Regions from separate parts of the Homo sapiens genome. Here region 2 is linked to region 1. A link is an interaction called in ENCODE POLR2A ChIA-PET data of the cell type or tissue named here. Cell type or tissue: PC-3. All regions are shown on one strand. Each heading gives the region's core, and the rest is flanking DNA. Links, peaks and the distances in the headings are about the cores only.

The links. Peaks named below come from ENCODE experiments on the same cell type or tissue, not always from the same donor. Only the 100,000 strongest peaks of a DNase experiment are listed, where the experiment ranks them.
Region 2: POLR2A ChIA-PET joins it to region 1 with 7 read pairs; 3 of 35 experiments call an interaction of 5 or more read pairs at or near these places.

What each region holds. Positions count from the first base shown.
Region 1 is chr19:7,421,924-7,429,885 of GRCh38, forward strand. All of the region lies in intron 10 of ARHGEF18 (Rho/Rac guanine nucleotide exchange factor 18), which reads left to right. Among named protein-coding and RNA genes, the nearest start is that of ARHGEF18-AS1, 31 kb to the left of the region's middle. RefSeq lists enhancers at 4,989-5,068, 6,209-6,258, 6,709-6,818, 6,839-7,018. In PC-3, for the core only: no CTCF peak of the experiment used is centred there; a DNase peak (open chromatin) is centred at 3,278.
Region 2 is chr19:7,127,402-7,135,363 of GRCh38, forward strand. It overlaps INSR (insulin receptor), which reads right to left. Exons shown (of 22, transcript NM_000208.4): 14 at 4,757-4,916; 15 at 1,451-1,553. Among named protein-coding and RNA genes, the nearest start is that of ZNF557, 62 kb to the left of the region's middle. In PC-3, for the core only: no CTCF peak of the experiment used is centred there; no DNase peak of the experiment used is centred there.

The sequences.
Region 1 (7,962 bases), core at 1,625-5,624:
TTCCTTCTTCCAGGTCCCACCTCGGTGGCCCAAACCAGACATCTTCGTCATCCTGGCCTCCTCCATCCGTGCCCGTGTTTACCGGGGCACCAAGCCCTGCTGGTTCTGCCTCTGACCTCCTGTCCCAACTTTTCACCCTCTGCCTTCCTTAAGGGCTTTGTCACCTCGCACTCAGGCTGCCAAACTGGTTCCCTGCCTCTGTCATCTCTCTGTCCCCGTCTAATCATTTGCCTCTCCTATCACTGGTTACCTCTGTAATGCAGGTTTAATCATGCCTCTCCCTGCCTAAAACCTTCCCCTGGCTCCTATTCTGGAAGAGTGTCGTAGGGCAGCATGTAAAACGCCACGCATGCCCCGCCCAGCCTGCCTTTTAATCTTCATCTCTGGCCACACTCTTCTAGCACTGCCTGTCTGCCCAGCTCCCGCCCATGCCCCCCCGCCCCGCGCAGCCTTCTGTCCTGTAACCACCTTCCCCACAATATGCCATCATTCCCCCTGTTAATGGCTCTGCCCTTGCCCACTGTCCTATCCTGGAATGACTTTCCCTCATCCTTCTTTCTTCTAATGACCTCCTATTCATCCCTCAAAACCCAGTGCAAAGGATCCCATGATCTCCTGCCTTCAGGCAAAATGACTCACCTTCCTCCTCAGGCCACCCCAGCTCCCACTATTGGCGATCCCATCATCCTTTGCTAACACACCACCTCCTGGATCACCTGGGCTCCTCTGGACTGGAGATCTCCTCTCAAACACCGCATCATCAGTCCCACAACAAAATGTGTTCTAACTTTTCTTTTTTTTTTTTTTTTTTTTGAGATGGAGTCTCACCCTGTCACCCAGACTGGAGTGCAGTGGCAGGATCTCGGCTCACTGCAGTCTCCACCTCCCAGGTTCAAGCAATTCTCCTGCCTCAGCCTCCCAAGAAGCTGGGATTACAGGCACACACCACCACACCCAGCTACTTTTTGTATTTGTAGCAGAGATGGGGTTTCACCATGTTGGCCAGGCTGATCTCAAACTCCTGATCTCAAGTAATCCGCCCATCTTGGCCTCCCAAAGTGCTGGGATTACAGTCATAAGCTACCCCACCAGGCTGTTTTAACTTTTCTAAACAGATGTGTAAATAATTTTTTTTTGGAAACATGGCTCATGGGTCATCAGTGACTGTCTGGACAGCTCAGGGATTAATAGCCGGGAGGAGCTAAGCCCCAGTTCCTCCTCGTTCCATTGTGCTGGGGTTTCATGGATTATTACTGAGCCCATTTGCACGGTCCGGTCTGCGTTCAGGAGAATATTGTCCCATCTATCTTCAGTTAGCTGTTTGAGTATTCGGGTTGGGTGTGAGGGAGCTAACAGTTGGCCCCTTGCTCTGTTCTCAGATTCTTGAGGTTTATTTCCCCCTTGAATTGTCCCAACAGTCCTGTGAGGTGGATGTCATTTATTACTTCTGCACAGATGACTAAACAATCTCAGGGGAGCCTGGTCATTAATTGGCCATGATCAAAAAGGTAGTGAAAGCACATGGCAGCACTTTGGGAGGCCGAGGCGAGCGGATCACTTGAGGCCAGGAGTTTGAGACCAGCCTGGCCAACATAGTGAAAATCCTTCTCTACTACAAGTAGAAAAAATTAGCCGGGCGTGGTAATGCATGGCCGTAATCCCAGCTACTCGGGAGGCTGAGGCACGAGAATCACTTGAACCAACCCAGGAGGCAGAGGTTGCAATGAGCCGAGATCGCGCCACTGCACTCTAGCCTGGGTGACAGGGCGAGAGACTCTATCTCAAAAAAAAAAAAAAAAGCACGTGGCAGAATAAGATTCAAACCCGTGTTCCACCTGATGCCAAAGCCTGTGTTTTGGAAAAGAAATGTCATGTATCAAGATACCCCTAATTCTACAGCCCGCATCCCTACACTTGGGAAAGGAAACAGAGGAAGTCGATCTAGTATTGATAGAAGCGAGCTGTGTGTTCTAGTGGCTCTAGTAGAAGTGAACCCAGAAGTGGATCTCATAGAAGCAAGCCATGTGAAAACTGACACACTATTGATTTGGGGTGGCATCAAAAATGGTGGCCCTCCACTTTGAGGTTTTTATGTTATTTACTTATTTATTTATTTCTGAGATGGAGTTTTGCTATTTTTGCCCAGGCTGGACAGTGCAATGGCGTGATCTCGGCTGACCGCAACCTCCACCTCCCGGGTTCAAGCGATTCTCCTGCCTCAGCCTCCCGAGTAGCTGGGATTACAGGCGCCCACCACCACGCCCGGCTAATTTTGTATATTTAGTAGAGAAAGGGTTTCTCCATGTTGGTCAGGCTGGTCTCGAACTCCCGACCTCAGGTGATCCGCCTGTCTCAGCCTCCCAGAGTGCTGGGATTACAAGCATGAGCCACCACCCCAGGCCGGAGTTTCTTTCTTGAGCTAGATTTTCTTGCAAGGTTACACTTATTAGCAAAGTCCTTGGGAAAAGCAATTTGGTAATGCAAGTCTAAACATCAGAAAGGATTTGTAACCTTTGCGTCCAAAATCTCGTCTCACGGAGGCTCTTGTATGAAATTGGAATGCCTCGAATGTCTAACAGCAGGGAAACGATTAAAGCGATACTTACAAAGTCTATAGCAACGTGAAATACTTGTGTGTTCCCTGCAACTATAACTGAACATGTACACCCGTGTCAATAAAGATGGGGGCACAGAGACATTTGTAAGTGATGGTAAGAGTGCTGGTCGATTTTAATTTAATTTTAAATTTTAGTTCACTCTTGTACTATTCATTAAGAAGGCTCAAATTTAGACTGGGCGCGGTGGCTCACGCCTGTAATCCCAGCACTTTGGGAGGCCGAGGCGGGCGGATCACGAGTTCAGGAGATCGGGACCATCCTGGCCAACATGGTGAAACCTCATCTCTACTAAAAATACAAAAATTTGCCAGGCATGGTGGCAGGTGCCTGTAATCCCAGCTACTTGGGTGGCTGAGGCAGGAGAATCGCTGGAACCCGGGAGGCAGAGGTTGCAGTGAGCCGAGATCACGCCACTGCACTCCAGCCTGGTGACAGAGTGAGACTACGTCTCGGGGAAAAAAAAAAAAAAGGCTCAAATTCAGGTAACAGTGCTATAGGTGATATTTCTTCATGAGCCCTTATCAGTATTTCCCGAGAGCCATTTCTTATCAGCCAGGAATCTTTGCAGATGAAGAGTTTGTACCACATTTGTACTTTTTTAAGACCATGACATGCAGCCAACTGGTTTTATGCCCAAGAATGTTCCACTTTGTTCCGCCCTTTTTTTTTCTAATGCCCCTAAGGTGACTCACCTATAGCAGTTTACCTTAGTTCTTATCTTCATTAAACAAGAGTAGGGCTCTGGCTTGGTCTTACACATTTAGAGAAATGCGTTCTACATCAATGGAAAAAAGGTGGGGGTCTCCCCCTACTTCCCCACAAAAAAAACAAACTTTTGAAGTTAAAGCTTATTAAGAATGGGCCGGGCACAGTGGTTCACGCCTGTAATCCCAGCAATTGGAGAGGGTGAGGCGGGCGGATCACGAGGTCAGGAGTTCAAGACCAGCCTGGCCAACATGGTGACACCCCGTCTCTACTAAAAATACAAAAATTAGCCAGGCATGGTGGCGGGTGCCTGTAATCCCAGCTACTCAGGAGACTGAGGCAGGAGAATTGCTTGAACCTGGGAGGTGGACGTTGCAGTGAGCTGAGATAGCGCCACTGCACTCCAGCCCGGGTGACAGAGTGAGACTCCGTCTCAAAAAAAAAAAAAAAAGCTTATTAAGAATTATGAGAGGCCGGGCACAGTGGCTCATGCCTGTAATCTCAGCACTTTGGGAGACCAAGGCAGGAGAATCGCTTGAGGTTAGGAGTTCAAGACCAGCCTGGGCAACATAGCAACACCCTGTCTCTACAAAAAACATAAAAATTAGCCAGACATATTGGTGTGTGCCCGTAGTCCCAGCTACTCAGGAGGCTGAGGCAGGAGGATTGTTTGAACTCAGGAGTTCGAGGCTACAGTGACCTATGAATGCACCACTGCACTCCAGCCTGGGCAACAGAGTGAGACCCTGTCTCAAAAATAAAATAAAATAAGAAAATAGGAAATTAGCCAGGCTTGGTGGCACATGCCTATAGTCCCAGCTACTTGGGAGGCTGAGGCAGGAGGATGGCTAGAGCCTAGCAGTTGGAGACTGTGGTGAGCCATGACTGCACCACTGCACTCTAACCTGGTCAACAGAGCAAGACCCTGTCTCAAAAAAGAAAAAAAGCAGCAAAGAATAACCTGGGCGCGGTGGCTCATGCCTGTAATCCCAACACTTTGGGAGGCTGAGGCGGGTGGATCACCTGAGGTTAGGAGTTGGAGACCAGCCTGGCCAACATGATGAAACCTGTCTCTACTAAAAATAGAAAAATTAGCCGGGCGTGGTGGAACGTGCCTGTCGTCCCGGCTACTCAGGAGGCTGAGGCAGGATAATTGCTTGAACCTGGGAGGCAGAGGTTGCAGTGAGCTGAGATTGCGCCAGCACACTCCAGCCTGGGCGACAAAGTGAGACTCTGTCTCAAAAAAAAAAAAAAAAGAAAAAAAGCACCAAAGAATGATGAGAATTTACTCTTAGGTAGTACACCAGACACCTAATCGACGTCTAGTGATTTGGGCACCAGAATCTAGCTCTCTGCCTGCCTTTCCCACCTCCACCTCAGTTTTCCCCTTATGCAAAATCACGTAGTATTTTCCTATGTCACAGAAATGCCGCTGCCGTGGCTGAGAGAACGTTTGCTCAGAATGGAATGCTTCCACCAGGATAAAGGCCTTAGGATGTGGATATTTCCAGCTAGCAGCAAGTGTGTTTTGTACTGTGAAGCATCCCTTACTTTTAGGACGAGACTGGTCCCAGGAGGAAAAGTGGCGTCGATTGGTTTCCATGGAGAATGCAGTTTCTCACTGTGGACTCTTGAGTTCTTAGTTATGCTGTCAAATATTCTAAAATCATAGGTCACCTCGCCGTGTTGAAAGGTTCTACAGAGCCTTCTGAGTCTCAGAGAAAGTTAAGTTTGAATTCTTGGGGTGGAGGAGCCGAGGTCAGGCACTTTGGGGTTAGAGGTGACCCTGGCCTCCTTTTTCCCTCTCGTAAGCTCGAGGTGGGGAAAACCCAGAACCCCCACTGCAGGCAAGAATGTGGTTCCATCTGGCCTTTTTGCTGTCGCAGAACCTGCCAGGAAAGGCGCACACAGGATGTTTTAGGGCCCAATTCACCGCAGGCTCCTGGAGAGCCCCCAGTGAAGAAATGAGTCTCACTGAGGTCAAATGTTGCCCCAGCTGCCTCACTTTCGCAAGGTGGGCCCAACGGCAAGTGTGTCTACCCAGTACCCTGGAGGGGGGATGTCTGTGGGCTTCATGTGTCCAGGCATTGTCCAGAAAAAAAGGGCTGTCTTGGCCAGGCATGGTGGCTCTCGCCTGTAATCCCAGCACTTTGGGAGGCCGAGGTGGGAGGATTGCCTGAGCGCAGGAAGGAGTTCAAGATCTGCCTGGGCAACATAGCAAGACCGTGTCTCTACAGAAAATACAAAAATCAGCCGAGTGTGGGAGTGTCTGCCTGTAGTTCCAGCTACTTGGGAGGTTGAGGTGGGAGGATCACTGGAGCCCAGGAGGTCAAGGCTGCAGTGAGCTATGATCACGCCACTGCACTCCAACCTGGATGACAGAGGGAGACCCTGTCTCTAAAAAAAAAAAAAAAGAAGGCCGGGCGCAGTGGCTCACACCTGTAACCCCAGCACTTTGGGAGGCTGAGGCAGGCAGATTTCTTGAGCTCAGGAATTCAACACCAGCCTGAGAAACATGGTGAAACCCTGTCTCTACTAAAAATACAAAAATTAGCCAGGTGTGTTGGCACACGCCTGTAATCCCAGCTACTTGGGAGGCCGAAGCACAAGAATTGGTCGAATCTGGGAGGCAGTCTGCAGTGAGCCAAGATCGTGCCACTGTACTCCAGCCTGGATGACAGAGTGAGACTCTGTCTCAAAAAAGAAAAAAGAAAAAGAGGGAGAGAAAAAAATGAAAATCACCTCTCTTTTAAAGGAATAGAATAAGAGTAACAGAGTCAAATCTCTGGGCAAACATGTACAGAACTTAAATAAACAGTAAGAAGAATAAGATGATAAAACCAGAAAGTAGCTCAACAGTTAATTCCTGCGGTCATGTTGAGAATGTGTAAGGATTTTCATGTTTATGTGAAACTGAATGGGGGTGGGTGGTAGCTAAGTCGAAGAGTCATACAATTCCACTTAAGAAATAGCAGTGCTTAAAATGCATTTTTTCAGGCAGTTTTTAACTCAATTTTCTTGGGTAAGTAACCCTTGGCTTTGCGAGGTAGTTTGTGTTCCCATCTGTCGGGCCAGGCGCCCACTTGCTTCCTGGCTATGGCCTTCCTTCACCTTCCAGCAGAACCTGGTGAGCCCACGGCCTGTTGCATGGAGATTTTCTTTCTTCTGAAATGGACTCTCACTTCTCTCAAGCTGGAGTGCAGTGGTGCGATCATAGCTCACTGTAGCCTCGAACTCCTGGCCTCCAGTGATCTTCCCACCTTGGCCTTCTGAAGAGATTTTTTTTTTTAAGTGGAACTTAAAATCCCACCAAAGATAATGGCCCTGAAGGTGGCTGTTGTCTTTAATGGTTCAGAAGGCTGAGGCAGGAGGATCACTTGAGCCCAGGAGTGGGAGGCTGCAGCGAGCTATGACCACGCCACTGCACTCCAGCCTGGGCAACAGAGTGAAACTGTGTCGAAAAAACGAAAGTGAAATGGCCAAGAAAGAGATTACCCTGGGCCCCTGCAGGTCGAACCTTTGGGTGCCCTCCCTGATCTCTCTCCTAACTGTGCTCCCCGCCCTGCCCGACTGCATCCTTCGCCACAGGGCCGTGGTAGCCTGCATGGCTGTGTGCTCGTGCCGCAATGGGCTGAGCACGTAGATCTGATGTGACACCAGTGCCTGGAGATGAACAGCACCTGACCCTTGCTCCCAGGGAGGTCAAGGTGCAGCGAGGCTGTGCAATAAAGTCGGGAGTGTGGTGAGCTGTAAAGGAAGCCCGCAGGCCTAGGCCACGGGCCCGAGGGCAGGGGCACGCCATGCAGAAGGACTCTGACCCGGCCCCACAGCTGGCCAGATAAGAGAGACGCCTTGAGTCGAGGGGCCGGGGGCTCTGAGGCTCCCCCCTGGTATGGCATGTCAGCGTAGTTGGGGTATAGGGTACAAAATGTGGCAAGAGGTGAGGCCAGAGAGGGTCTGGACCCTGTAGATGGGGCGGGATGAGAATGGGTGAGTCTGGATGGGCAGCCACCCACGGCGATCTCAGCCTGGGCTAAGTGACCAGTGGGCAGCCCCAAAGCCCGTTAAACAGAAGGCCAGGTGTGGCGGCTCATGCCTGTAATCCCAGCACTTTAGGAGGCCAAGGCAGGCAGATCACTTGAGGTCAGGCTTTTGAGACCAGCTTGGCCAACGTGGTGAAACCTCATCTCTACTAAAAATACCAAAATTACCTAGGTGTGGTGGCAGGCGCCTGTAATCCCAGCTACTCGGGAGGCTTAGGCGGGAGAATTGCTTGAACCCGGGAGGCGGAGGTTGCAGTGAGCTGAGATCACACCACTGCACTCCAGCCTGGGCAACAGAGTGAGACTCCGTCTCAAAAATAAATAAATAAATAAAAATAAACAGGCAGAAGGCAGAACTGTGGCCGATTGGATTTCAGGGTGCAAGAGAAGTCATCATCCCACAGACGCCCCCCAAGCTGGGGCTCATGTCCCTGGCACAGAGAGAGGGCCCACACCCATAAGAGGAGGCTCTAGAAGATCCCACAAGAGGGGCCCAGAGGGCAGTGGCATGCATGCCACGGAGAGGGTGCTGTCTCCTGGCCAGTGAGTTCTGGTTCTTTCTTAAATCAGAGCGCTCCCGTGCATATGCCTTAGCA
Region 2 (7,962 bases), core at 1,736-5,735, 290 kb before region 1:
TAGAGGCTTACAATTAAATAAATTATCCTAAAAGCAAAGACAATACATGTTCAAAACTCATCACTTCCTAACTCTCATACTACATTTAAATATGATCAATGCAGTTGAGGTTATTTACATTATATCATTTATACACCATATTGTATCCATAGGGTGGATTCAATGGGGAGCTATTATGTATCTCTTTCTAACACTGCACTCAGTAATATTATGTCTACAGCTTGAATTTAGACATCCTGGGAATATTTACATTACAGAAACTGGCAAATGCTATAACTCAGGACTGGATTTGTTGTTCTGTTGTTTGTCCAGGCTTGAGAAAGTGATGAGAAAAATATTTTTTTGTTTTGTTTTGTTTTTGAGACAAAGTCTCACTCTGTTGCCCAGGCTGGAGTGCAATGGTGCGATCTCGGCTCACTGCAACCTCTGCCTCCTGGGTTCAAGCGATTCTCCTGCCTCAGCCTCCTGAGAAGCTGGGATTACAGGCGCACATCACCACACCTTGCTAATTTTTGTATTTTTAGTAGAGACGGGGTTTCACCATGTTGGTCAGGCTGGTCTCGAACTCCTGACCTCATGATCCGCCCGCCTCGGCCTCCCAAAGTGTTGGGATTACAGGTGTGAGCCACCGTGCCCAGCTGAGAAAAATGTTTAATCATGTAGATTAAACTTAAAAGCGTGTCATGTCTGCAACTGTGATGTTGCATGTGGCACAAAATGTTCTTCTGATATTTAAAAATTACCATCTGACTCAGCAAAGACGTCACTCATATCACTGATGAACATATATGTCTTATTTCAGTTTTGTCCTACTTTTTTTTTTTTTCCCGAGACGGAGTCTCCCTCTGTCGCCCAGGCTAGAATGCAATGGTGCGATTTCAGCTCACTGCAACCTCCGCCACCAGGGTTCAGTAATTCTCCTGCCTCAGCCTCCTGAGTAGCTGGGATTACAGGCGCCCACCACCATGCCCGGTTAATTTTTTAGTATTTTTAGTAGAGACGAGGTTTCACCATGTTGGCCAGGCTGGTCTCAAACTCCTGACCTCAGGTGATTCACCCGCCTTGGCCTCCCAAAGTGCTAGCATTACAGGTGTGAGCCACTGTGCCCAGTCAAGTCCTACTCCTTAATGTAAATTTTGAAAAATTAATCAACATTCACATTGGAGCTTTACTTGTTTATCAATTGCAATAATAGGTTAGCTTCGGATATAAAGGTTTGGGCAAAAAAAAAAATCAATAAAAACATTCTGTGAGAATCAACTGTCTAGAGGGAATTTACAATAAAGAGTTGTGTATATCATATTATGACAATTATCTGTAAATTGCATGTTACACATCCTATATCAGCAAAATTCATAATAAACTTAAATATGCCTATACCTATATCAAGGCATGTTTTCCCCCAGAGAACCAACTGTTCCCAGCACACCACTGAACTCACTGAACTCACCTCTTTCTCAGGAATAGATAAATACTTCCAATCACAACACTGAAGAGAAAGACAAAGATGAGGGGGCCGATGATAATTTTTGCAATATTTGACGGGACGTCTACTGAAATAGAATAAGAAAATATATGTTTCATATCAATGTGTTTCCAACAAAGTTCACATCAAAAATCACATCCACTCCTGGAATGGGTGGGCCACCCTGTTCCTTCCCTCCCTTGTCCATAAACCTCTCTGCTGCTCTTCCACATCCTGATTTTCCAGCAGTCCCGAAACAGTCCCGTAGGTGCAGTGGGACCAGGCAGTGGGCTCAGAGGTCAGTATTCTGGAAGCACACTCTTCCCCACCCCTGCCCCAAATCACTGCTCATTTCCATCCCTCCCACATCTCAGGCAGTGGATGCAGGACCCTTTTCTGTCAGTTTAATGCTCTGCTGTTGCCCCTCTGAAATGCTTATTCATTTTATTTTAATTTTTATTTATTTACTTATTTTTGTGACAGAGTCTTGCTCTGACACCCAGGCTAGAGTTCAGTGGCACGATCTCGGCTCACTGGAACCTCCTCCTTTCGGGTTCAAGTGATTCTCCTGCCTCAGCCTCCCAAGTAGCTGGGACTACAGGCATGCACCACCACACCCGGCTAATTTTTGTATTTTTAATAGAGACAGGGTTTCACCTTGCTGGCCAGGCTGGCCTCAAACTCCTGACCTCAGGTGATCCTCCCGCCTCAGCCTCCGAAAGTACTGGGATGACAGGCGTGAGCCAACGTGCCCGGCCAAATTCTTAATAATTTTAAAGCAAGGAGTTCTGCATTTTCATTGTTCACTGGGTCTTGCAAATTACATAGCTAGTCCCGATCCCAGCATGACTTTTGACAGATGTAAACTTCTTTTAATTTTTATTTTTTAGAGACAGGGTCTTACTCTGTCACCCAGGCTGGAGTACAGTGGCACAATCACAGTTCACCGCAACCTCAAATTCCTGGGCCCAAGTGATCCCCCTGTCTCAGCCTCCCAAGTACCTGGGATTACAAGCATGCACCACCATAGCTGGCTAATTTTTGTATTTTTTTGTGGAGACAGAGTCTCGCTATGTTGCTCAGGCTGGTCTCTAATGCCTGTCCTCAAGCAATCCTGTTGCCTCAGCCTCCCAAAGTTCTGGGATTACAGGTGTGAGCCACCTCATCTAGCCAAAAAACTCTAGTAACAAAGATGGAGACACTAGCAACAGGTGCCAGGCACTTAACATTTGTGTCATTAAAATGTCCCTCCACCTCCTGAAGTGGTTCTGTTATTATCTCCATGTACAGATGAGGAAGTGCAGGATTGCCAGATAAAGAAAATGTGATACATACACACCATGGAATACTACACAGCCATGAAAAAGAATGAGATCATGTTCTTTGCAGCAACATGAATGGAGCTGGAGGTGATTATCCTAACTGAATTAACACAGGGACAGAAAACCAACTACCTCATGTTCTCACCCATAAGTGAGAGTGAGACACTGACCACACATGGACAGAAAGAAGTGAACAGTAGACACCGGGACTGCTATGGTTTGGATCTGTGTCCCCACCCAAAGCTCTTGTTGAAATGTAATCCCCAATGTTGGAGGAGTGGCCGGGTGGGAGGTGATTGGATCATGGAGGCGGTTTCTAATGGGTTAGCAACATCCCTACTGGGTACTGTATAATAAGTGGGTTCTCATGGGATCTGGTTGTTTAAGAAGTGTGTAGCACCATCTCCCCGTCTTAACACCTTGCTCCCACTTCACCTTCCACCATGATTGAAAGTTTCTTGAGGCTTCCTCAGAAGCTGAGCAGATGCCAGCATCATGGTTCCTGTACTGCCTGCAGAACTGGGAGCCAATTAAACCTCTTTTCTTTATAAATTACTGAGTCCCAGTCTCAGACCTCTTCCTCTTCCTCTCTCTCTTCTCTTCTTTCTTTTTCTTTCTTTTATCTCTCTTTTTCTCTCTTTCTTTCCTTTTCTTTCTTTTTCTTTTTCTTCTCTCTCTCTTTCACTCTTTCTTTCTTTTTTATTTTTTGAGACAGAGTCTCACTCTGTCACCCAGGCTGGAGTGCAGTGGCGTGATGTCGGCTCACTGCAACCTCCGCCTCCCGGGTTCAAGTGATTCTCCTGCCTCAGCCTCCTGAGTAGCTGGGACTGCGGGTGCACACCACTATGCCCAGCTAATTTTTGTATTTTTGGGTAGAGATGGGGTTTCACCATGTTGGTCAGGCTGGTCTCGAACTCCTGACCTCAAGTGATCCGCCCACCTCGGCCTCCCAAAGTGCTGGGATTACAGGTGTGAGCCACTGTGCCCGGCCAGGTATTTCTTTATTGCAGTGTAAGTACAGACTAACACAGGTGCCTACTTGAGAGTGGTGGGTGAGAAGAGGGAAAGGATCAAAAAACGACCTATCAGGTACTATGCTGATTACATGGGTGACAAAATTATCTGTACAGCAAACCCCCAACAACACCCAATTTACTTATTTTATTTTATTTTTTGAGACAGAGTCTCACTGTGTTGCCCAGGCTGGAGTGCAGTGGCACGATCTCGGTTCACTGCAAGCTCTGCTTCCCGGGTTCCTGAGGCTCCTGCCTCAGCCTCCTGAGTAGCTGGGACTACAGGCGCCCGCCACCATGCCTGGCTAATTTATTTTTGTATTTTTAGTAGAGATGGGGTTTCACCATGTTGGCCAGGATGGTCTCGATCTCCTGACCTTGTGATCTGCCCGCCTCGGCCTCCCAAAGTGCTGGGATTACAGGTGTGAGCCACCGTGCCCAGCCACAATTTACTTATATAATGAACTGCACAGGTACCTCTGAAACTTTTTTTTTTTTTTTTAAGTGCAGGATCAGGCCAGGCATGGTGGCTCATGCCTGTAATTCCAGCACTTTGGGAGGCCGAGGCGGGTGGATCACTTGAGGTCAGGAGTTTGAGACCAGCCTGGCCAACATGGTGAAATGCCATCTCTACTAAAAATACAAGAATTAGCCGGGCGTGGTGGTGGGCACCTGTAGTCCCAGCTACTGTGAGGCTGAGGTGGGAGAATCACTTGAACCCGGGAGGCGGAGGCTACAGTGAGCTGAGATTGTGCCAGTGCACTCCAAAGCAAGCCTCCATCTCAAAAAAAAAAAAAGTGCAGGATCAAAGAGGGCAAGCACCGCAGCAGCTGATAGGCCTGAGAGTCAAGGCCAGGGCCAGCACCTGCGGCCTCTCCAAGTCATCCCCTGCAATGTCCCACCATGCTCAGTGCTAAGCACAGCCCCAGTCAGCTGAGGCTGCCATGGAGACTTACAATAGTCTGTCACGTAGAAATAGGTGGGTTCCGTCCAAGAGCCGTTGCCCGCAAGGGAGGTGGCCCGGATTCGCACGCTGTAGTTCCCCGGTGACAGCCCACGCAGCCTGCAGCCCCGTTCCAGAGCGAAGTGCTTGCGGGAGACGCAGAGATGCAGCTCCTGGGAGGAAGAGAGGAGGAGAAGGAGGGTGGCTGAGCTTTGCACATCTGGGAGTGTCCACCCCTCGCAGGGAGCTCACAGCCAGGATCCTGCTCAGAAATGACGCCAAGGCAGCAAAGCACAGACTAAGACACATAAGCGACTTTGAGAATTGCAGAATTTTATAACCATAGTGCTATGGATAAAGATATATGCAGAGGTTATCATTATCGGTAAGAGCCAGACTTCCTAAGCCAGAAGCTGAGCATTAAACCCTGATGGTTTCTTTTCTTTTCCTTTTTTTTTTTTTTCCAGACGGAGTTTCACTCTTGTTGCCCAGGCTGGAGCGCAATGGCTTAATCTCGGCTCACTGCAACCTCTGCCTCCCGGGTTCAAGTGATTCTCCTGCCTCAGCCTCCCGAGTAGCTGGGATTACAGGCGCTCACCACCGCGCCTGCCTAATTTTGTATTTTCAGTAAAGACAGGGTTTTACCATGTTGGCCAGGCTGGTCTCAAACTCCTGACCTCAAGTGATCCGCCCACCTCGGCCTCCCAAAGTGCTGAGATTACAGGCGTGAGCCACAGCTCCCAGCCCTATTATCTATTTTCTATTAATATTAATTTCCATAATATTATCTTTCTAAAAATCATTTGTTTTATTTTTAATTGACAACAGTATTATAGGTCAGGCACAGTGGCTCGTGCCTGTAATCCCAGCCCTATGGGAGGCCGTGAAGGGAGGATTGCTGGAGCCCAGGAGTTAGAGACCAACCTGGGCAACATAGCCAGACCCCATTTCCACAGAAAATAGAACAATTAGCCGGGCACGATGGTTCGCACCTGTAGTCCCAGCTACTCAGGAGGCTAAGGCGGAAGAATCACTTGAGCCCAGGAGGTCAAGGGTGCAGTGAGCTATGAAGGCTCCACCGTACTCCAGCCTGGGTGACAGAGCTAGACCCTGTCTCTAAAATAAATAAACAAAAATAAAAATAATAGTTGTGTACACGTATGGGGTACAGTGTAAAGTTATGTTACAGTATAAATTGTGGAATGATTAAAACAAGCTAATTAAATCCTCATCACTTCATGTACTTATTTCTTTGTTGTGAGAACATTTAAAATCTATTCTTCTAGCCATTTTGCAATATGTGTTATTAGCTATAGTCACCATTCATCTACAGAGCAGTGGATTCCTAGAACGTATTCCTCCCATCTGAAACTTTGCACCCTTTGGTTCACGTCTCTCCTTGTTTTTCCTTTAATCATTTTAAAATGCAAAAGTGGGCAGGGCGTGGTGGCTCATGCCTGTAATCCCAATACTTTGGGAGGCCGAGGTGGGCGGATCACCTGAGGTCAGGAGTTCGAGACCAGCCTGGTCAAGATGGTGAAACCCCCACCTCTACCCAAAATACAAAAATTAGCTGGGCATGGCGGCACACGCCTGTAATCCCAGCTACTTGGAGGGTGAGACAGGAGAATTACTTGAACCCAGGAGGTGGAGGTTGCAGTGAGCCAAGATTGTGCCACTGCACTCCAGCCTGGGTGACAGAGCAAGACTCCATCTCAAAAATAAATACATAAATAAATAAAATGCAAAAGTGACTCCTAGCTCACAAATCATTAGAAATCAGGCAGCAGGCCACATTTAGCCTATGGGATATAGCTTACTGACTGACCCCTGGTTTAAGAGATTATATGGTTTGTCCGAGATCTCATAGCTGCAAAGTGGCAGGGCCAGCTCTTGAACTCAGAACTGTCTGGCTCTACAGCTACTTGGGAGGCTGAGGCAGGAGAATGGCGTGAACCCGGGAGGCGGAGCTTGTAGTGAGCCGAGATCGCGCCACTTAAGTCCAGCCTGGGTGACAGAGCAAGACTCCATCTCAAAAAAAATAAATAAATAAAAAGAAAGAAACTAAAAAAAGAGAACTGTCTGGCTCTAGAACTTCTCCTTAAGACCACTGCAGAATATTTTTGCCATGTATCCAGCAAAATTAGAAAAGAGTGGAAATGAAGGATCTGCAGGGCCTATGCCAGATTTCCTGCCTTTCCCTGCAACTCCCAGCCTCTGTCACATCAGAACCAAATGGATAAATGTGCTTAATGTCTAAGGACAAATAAAAAAGCTCTTTCTTTGCCACGGTGCTGCCTTTCGATTTTTTTTTTTTTAATCATTATAAAAACAGTTGAAGCCCGGGCACGGTGGCTCATGCCTGTAATTCCAGCACTTTCAGGGGCCAAGGCGGGCAGATCACGAGGTCAAGAGATTGAGACCATCCTTGCCAACATGGTGAAACCCCGTCTCCACTAAAAATACAAAAATTAGCCAGTTGTGGTGGTGTGCGCCTGTAATCCCAGCTACTCGAGAGGCTGAGGCAGGAGAATCACTTGAACCCGGGAGGCAGAGTTTGTAGTGAGTCGAGATCGTGACACTGCACTCCAGCCTGGGCAACAGAGCAAGACTGTCTCAAAAAGAAAAAGAAAATGTGGTATACTTTGCCTCAAAAATAAACACATAAAATAAAATAATAAATAAATAAATAAAACAGTTGGGATCCACCCAAATGGAGATTTGCAAAGTGGGAAACATACCCTGTGATAAGCACGTAACTAGAGATAATTCCAGAACTTATGAGAAGAGACAGGAGGCTCTTGGGAATAAGACCATGAAACCTGCAAGCATCGAGCCCAAAACTCTGAAAAGTTTTCGACACAGTTCCAAGCTAATAGTGCATGCAGAGAACCGGGCTGGAACATTTAGGAGGGGGGTGGAGAGTGGAGAAGAGAAAGAAATGTTAAAAAAAAAAAAAAAAAAAAAGCCAACAACCCCATGCTTATCGTGTGACAATAACAGCAAGAAAACAAATCAGTCTGGTGGCAGGGGTGGGGGCAGGGAACTCCAGTCCAAAGTTTCTTCCAAGTGGAATGAGTCACCGAGTAGAGAGGGACAAATAAGCAAATATAGAAACCCAAGGTAGCTGCTATCCAGGACAAAGGGGAAATGCATCTTCTTTTTTTTTTTTTTTTTTTTTTTTTTTGGAGACGGAGTTTCGCTCTTGTCACCCAGGCT